2 separate regions of the Homo sapiens genome follow, and region 1 is linked to region 2. The links are chromatin contacts, found by Hi-C or POLR2A ChIA-PET in ENCODE. All regions are on one chromosome and are shown on one strand. Each heading gives the region's core, a stretch centred on a gene start or an enhancer-like site at or near the end of the contact. The rest is flanking DNA. Distances are from core to core; before and after follow the strand shown.

Evidence for each region. A loop is a pair of places that touch in the nucleus more often than their neighbours do. ChIA-PET counts read pairs that join two places held with the same protein, here RNA polymerase II (POLR2A). Pooled maps may share reads with other maps.
Region 1: POLR2A ChIA-PET joins it to region 2 with 14 read pairs in MCF 10A. The contact joins the enhancer-like site here to the promoter of PPM1J-DT in region 2. A Hi-C loop is called at or near these places in 2 of 168 maps with a recorded cell type or tissue (K562 and endothelial cell of hepatic sinusoid), 7 of 37 single-sample maps with no recorded cell type and 5 of 50 pooled maps. POLR2A ChIA-PET finds 5 or more read pairs at or near these places in 3 of 52 experiments (H1, K562 and MCF 10A).

What each region holds. Positions count from the first base shown.
Region 1 is chr1:112,762,004-112,764,703 of GRCh38, reverse strand. No RefSeq gene overlaps it. Among named protein-coding and RNA genes, the nearest start is that of NUTF2P4, 15 kb to the right of the region's middle. RefSeq lists an enhancer at 1,216-1,843. Within about 2 kb of position 1,448, at least 3 of the 41 ENCODE cell types and tissues checked have a DNase peak (open chromatin) inside an H3K27ac peak, as active enhancers do.
Region 2 is chr1:112,714,287-112,716,986 of GRCh38, reverse strand. PPM1J-DT (PPM1J divergent transcript) reads right to left here and starts at 1,376. Exons shown (of 2, transcript XR_947714.4): 1 at 1,224-1,376; 2 at 1-536. PPM1J (protein phosphatase, Mg2+/Mn2+ dependent 1J) reads left to right here and starts at 1,655. Exons shown (of 10, transcript NM_005167.7): 1 at 1,655-2,011. The coding sequence starts at 1,686. RefSeq lists enhancers at 1,306-1,600, 2,565-2,624 and a silencer at 1,315-2,104.

The sequences.
Region 1 (2,700 bases), core at 199-2,698, 48 kb before region 2:
GTAATGAAAATGTAGAGCTTGGTATGGTGGCTCATGCCTGTAATCCCAGCACTTTGAGAGGCTGAGGCAGGAGGATCACTTGAGTCCAGGAGTTCAAGACTAGCTTGGGCAGCATGGCAAAACCCTGTCTCTACAAAAAATACAAAAATTAGCTGGGCATGGTGGTGCACACCTGTGGTCCCAGCTACTCGGGAGGCTGAGGTGGGAGAATCACTTGGACCCAGAAGGCGGAGGCTGCAGTGAGCCAAGATCATGCCACTGCACTCCAGCCTGGGCAGCAAAGTGAGACCCTGTCTCAAACAAACAAACAAACAAAAAACAAAAAAAAGAAAGAAAGAAAAAGAAAATATGGTATATATACACCATGGAATACTAGTCCGCCATAAAGAAGAACAAATAATGTCTTTTGCAGAAACTTGGATGAAGCTGGAGGCATTATTCTAAGTGAAGTAACTCAGGAATGGAAAAGCAAATACCTTATGTTCTCACTTACAAGTGGGAGCTAAGCTATGGATACACAAAGGCATAAAGAGTGGTATAATGGACTTTGGATACTCAGAATGGGGAGAATGGGAAGTGGGTGAGGGGTAAAAAAACCACATACTGGGAACACTGTACACTACTCAGGTGATAGATGCACTAAAAACCGAAGTCTGCTTCACCAAAATACAATTCATCCATGTAACTAAAAACCACTGTACCTTAAAAGCTATTGAAATTGTAAAAATGAAAGACTGGAGTGAGAGCTTGGACGGCTATTTTCAGGTCCCACCCCATATTCCCAGTGCCTACTGCATTCCATCTTGTGAGGCCTCTGTCCTCCTTGTGCAGGGGCAGCCCAGCACAGACCACTTCATTTGCCTCTTCAAAAAGGGAAACCCCAAGCCAGCGCCACCTCTCATCCTACTGACTCTCCTCTGAGATCAGGCCCTTTTGTTGTTGATCCTGAGTCGTTTTTACCCTCACGAGTCATGTGTGTCCTTGAGGTTGCTCTTTACAAAATTCAGGGAGTAACTCCCTTTCCCCCTGCGTACCTGCAGCATTTTTTTTTTTTTTTTTTTTGAGACAGAGTCTTGCTCTGTCGCCCAGGCTGGAGTGCAATGGTGCGGTCTCAGCTCACTGCAACCTCTGCCTCCCAGGTTCAAGCAATTCTCCTGTCTCCGCCTTCCGAGTAGGTAGAATTACAGGCATGCGCCACCACGTCTGGCTAATTATTGTATTTTTAGTAGAGATGGGGTTTCACAATGTTGGCCAGGCTGGTCTCCAACTCCTGACCTCAGGTGATCCACCCGCCTCAGCCTCCTGAAGTGTTGGGATTACAGGCGTGAGCCACCGCGCTGGCCACTGCAGCATTTTTCTGGCCCTCGACAGCTCTGTGTCTGTGACTCTTCTATTCTCTCCTTTCTCCCTCTCTAGAGGCTAATTGACATGCACAGACATGTTCTTCAGGGTTGTGTCCTCAATGTTAAAAAATGTGAATGGCAAGTAAGATTTCTAGTCTGAAGTTTATCCTTTGAAGTCTTTTAACAAGTCACCAGGGATTGAGAGGGGCGCAGAGATGGGGCCTGAGAGCTGTTGCTGCTTCCAGGAAAGGGATGGAATGCCCCCACAGTTCCCAGACAACCCCTGAGAAATTCCTTCAGAGATTTCCTCTGATGCTTTTCTGGAGACCTTTCCAAGAATGCTGGAGAATGCAGGCTTCTTAATCCATAGAGAGACCACAGTAAGTAGAGACTCTCAGAGCTCTACTTACACGCAGCCACGCCACACATGCTCAGCTCCCACACAGGGCATTTACCTCCAAGCACTCACACAGAGGTCTGTGCTCACACCCAGCTCCCAAGCCAGAAGCATGAAAACAAGAGCTATCTACAGCCTGCCTACAACATGTGATGCTATTACATACCTTGTTCTCAAATCATGACACTAATTCTGTATAGTAGGAATTATTAATTACCTTTTCACGGATGAAATTGGCTGAGGAATGTGAAGTCGCTTGCCTAAAGTCACAGAGCCGGCAAGTGGCAGAACCAGATTCCAGTCCCAAGTGAATCTGTTCCTTCTGCTGTGCCAAGCTGACTTCCGGTGCAGCCAGCAGCTGGGCCCTAACAGGATCAGTTAGTGTGAAGAGCACCCAGCCTCATGGATTTCCAGAGAAGGAGCTCTTTTCCTCTGTCAGGTAATTGGATTTTCTGCAGAAGGGAATCTTGGTGCTTAAATAAGTTTGATCAATGATTTACACCCTCTCTCTCCTCCCTCTTCCACTTGCAGGAATTGAATTTTGATTGAAAAATAAGCTTTAACCATTCACTTCATTCGTCACTGAAAATTGCTTCAGTCAAATGGCAGAGAAAACAGCCAAAGATAAACGTGGAGCTGAACCACTTCCTTCAGCCTCTCACCCAGCCCGGGGAGAGCTCCTATAGCACCCATGGAACAGCAACCTTAAAAACCACAAAGTACCACTTCTACCAGCTGGCAGCAGTTACACTAAATTTGTCTAAGTAAAGATAGTTTCATCCAACTCTAGACTTGGGGAAGGTCATGTTTCAGAGATGAAAAAAACAGACATGATTGTTTAATTCACGTAGGGAAAGAAGAAGCACTTTACACATGTTATCCACACCTGGCCTTCCCAAGCTGCCTCTCCAGAAATCCTAGGATGGAAGAAACGAAATGCATCTATCCAAGTGGCTGGTA
Region 2 (2,700 bases), core at 127-2,626:
TTGCCTTGGGGTCTGTTTTTTTTCTCTCCTGTGACTTCTTTTCCTCTGTCTCTCTCTGCCTAAAGCTCAGGTGTAACAAAGCAGGCATAGTAAGTCTACCAACCTGAAGGACCACTGTGGGATCTTTATTTGGAAGCTGCCAAGAAAGTCATCCCTTCTGGGGACACAGTTTAGCCTGGGGAACAAAGTGGTATGTGGTCAGGAAGCACCTGGCCGACAGAGCCCAGAAAAGTTCCAGCCGTGAACTGGGTGCCGTAGTCCCTGATGGCTACTTCCAACTTGCTTGAGGGCCACAACGGCGTTGTCCCCATTTGAGATGTGTGGATGGGTGGTGTCTGTGGATACCTAGCGATCAACTTTCTGATAGGAGGTTTAGAGACAGAGCTCTTGTGGCATCAGGTCAGTACCACCCTCTCCCAGAGGGGAGAAGTTAGGAAGAACGGGCAGCCAACCAGGCATTGGGCTCTGTCCTGGTCTTCCAGTGAGTGTGCTTTTACTCTTCTTAGGCAAGGGCTTAGCCTGGCCTCTGTCTCCCCCTGGCGGTAGACACAGAACTTGCTCAGCATTCCCGGACTGCTCTCAGCCCTGGCCCTAAGAGAAGGATGGGAGGGGAGGAACCCCCACTCCTCTCTCTGCCATTGATCTCCTTTCTAGCCCTTCCTCCCTGATCCGGAGAAGTAAGCTTGGTTCTTAAGACAGAGCAGGTTTGAATGTCAGGAGGCCGACATAGGTGTGAATCTTTCACTTGACCGTGTGACCTCCTGGGGCAAGTCACGGTAAAATGACAGGAAGCGTCCCGTCCTGCCTCATCCGTGAAACTGACAGAAAAAAAACCATCTTGAAGGATTGGTGTGCAGTATAAATAACCTAATACTGTATGGAACGTGCTTTGTAAAGGGTCTAGTATGCAGTACTTCTTCAATAAATAGTATTTGTTATGTTGTTATTATCCTATTAATAGCTTGTCCTGCTGTGGTCAGGGAAGGTCTGCATTGTGGGAAAGACCTGGGTTCTGAGAGAGAAAGGAGGGTGGGAGTAGCAACCGCTCTCCCAGATCTAGAGGTGGTCTTCACGGGGAACAGCGCATCAGGAGCCCAGGAATCTACCCCGGCTCCTGATTCCGGGGTGGTCGGCTGCAGCCTGCGTCATTAATCCCGCAACCCCACCCGGTACCAGCTTGCCCGCTCTCGCTCCAGCAGCCCCATCCAGAGGTGGTGTCACACCTGGCGCCTCATACCCAGCGGCTCCCAAGCGCCTGTTTTGCTCTGAGGTCATTAGCTCCATGGCTCTCTGGGCTGGCTGGCCACACCGAACCGAGAGCGAGGAGACCGCACCCCCTTGTCCCTCAGCCCCCGTCACAATGGAGACATTCTAGCTGTGTCTAATCTAGCGCACGGCTGAAATAAGGTTTCCTTCTCTCCGCCCCCTTCCCACAGCAACAGAACCTACCCCTAAGAAACGGAGGCGGGGCCAAGCCGGAATGGGGCGGGGCAGAGGCCGGGGACCCGTGGGCCGGTTCCTGGGGTGGCCCAGAGCAAGGGCAAGTTTCGCCCGGGACCCGCCCAGCTGGCCGGGAGCCAGTAGCAGGGAAGGGCCGGCTGGCGCGAGCACCGCCCACGCGGAGCCATGGGGGCGGGGCCTGGGCGGGGGCGGGGCCGCGGCCGAGGGCGGGGCAGGGAGGCAGCATGCTAAACCGGGTGCGCTCGGCCGTGGCGCACCTGGTGAGCTCCGGGGGCGCTCCGCCTCCGCGCCCCAAATCCCCGGACCTGCCCAACGCCGCCTCGGCGCCGCCCGCCGCCGCTCCAGAAGCGCCCAGGAGCCCTCCCGCGAAGGCTGGGAGCGGGAGCGCGACGCCCGCGAAGGCTGTTGAGGCTCGAGCGAGCTTCTCCAGACCGACCTTTCTGCAGCTGAGCCCCGGGGGGCTGCGACGCGCCGATGACCACGCGGGCCGGGCTGTGCAAAGCCCCCCGGACACGGGCCGCCGCCTGCCCTGGAGCACAGGCTACGCCGAGTGAGCGCCCCCTGGGGCACCCAAACCAGGATGGGGCTCCCACCCCTCTCCCCAGCTCCGCATCCCCGGCGCTAGGACGCGTTCCCCACGCCGCGTCCGGGCCAGGAGCTCCCTTTTCCGTGGACCTTTGCTATCCTCTGGTCTTCGGGCCGCACCCCCTCCCAACCCATTTTCCAGTGGGGGGCAGCCTGTGTCACCTTCTTCACGTCCTTCCCGCTCATTGACTGCCCTCGCCCACGCCGCCTCAGGACCCTGTTCTGCCCCAGAGCCCGGAGGGCGGAGAGCCCGGCGAAGGATGAGTTGGCCAGTTCCCCGTCGCGGCCCGGCAGCTTAAAGGCTAAGGGAAAAGGGGTTTCACGAAGGAGCGGGGTTCTTTTTAATAGGGGACATAGCGGTTGGGAAGACTCGCTCACCCGCTTCCCGGCTCCAGCGCCCCAGTTCCCTGTCCCTCTTACCGTAGTTCCCCTCCCCCTCCACACCCAGAAATAGCCCGCGACACCAGGAGGCCGCCAGCTTCCCCAGGAGCGGGGAGGGGGACGCCCGGGGTAGAGGAGGGTCCCATTTAGATGCCCTTCAGCCTGCCAACTCGTGCTGGCCTGGCAAAGAAGCGGACCCCCTGCCCGGAGCGGCCGGCTGGCCCCCGGGCTGTGTGTATTTTAAATGCATCTGCCGGGAACGCAGAGCACCGA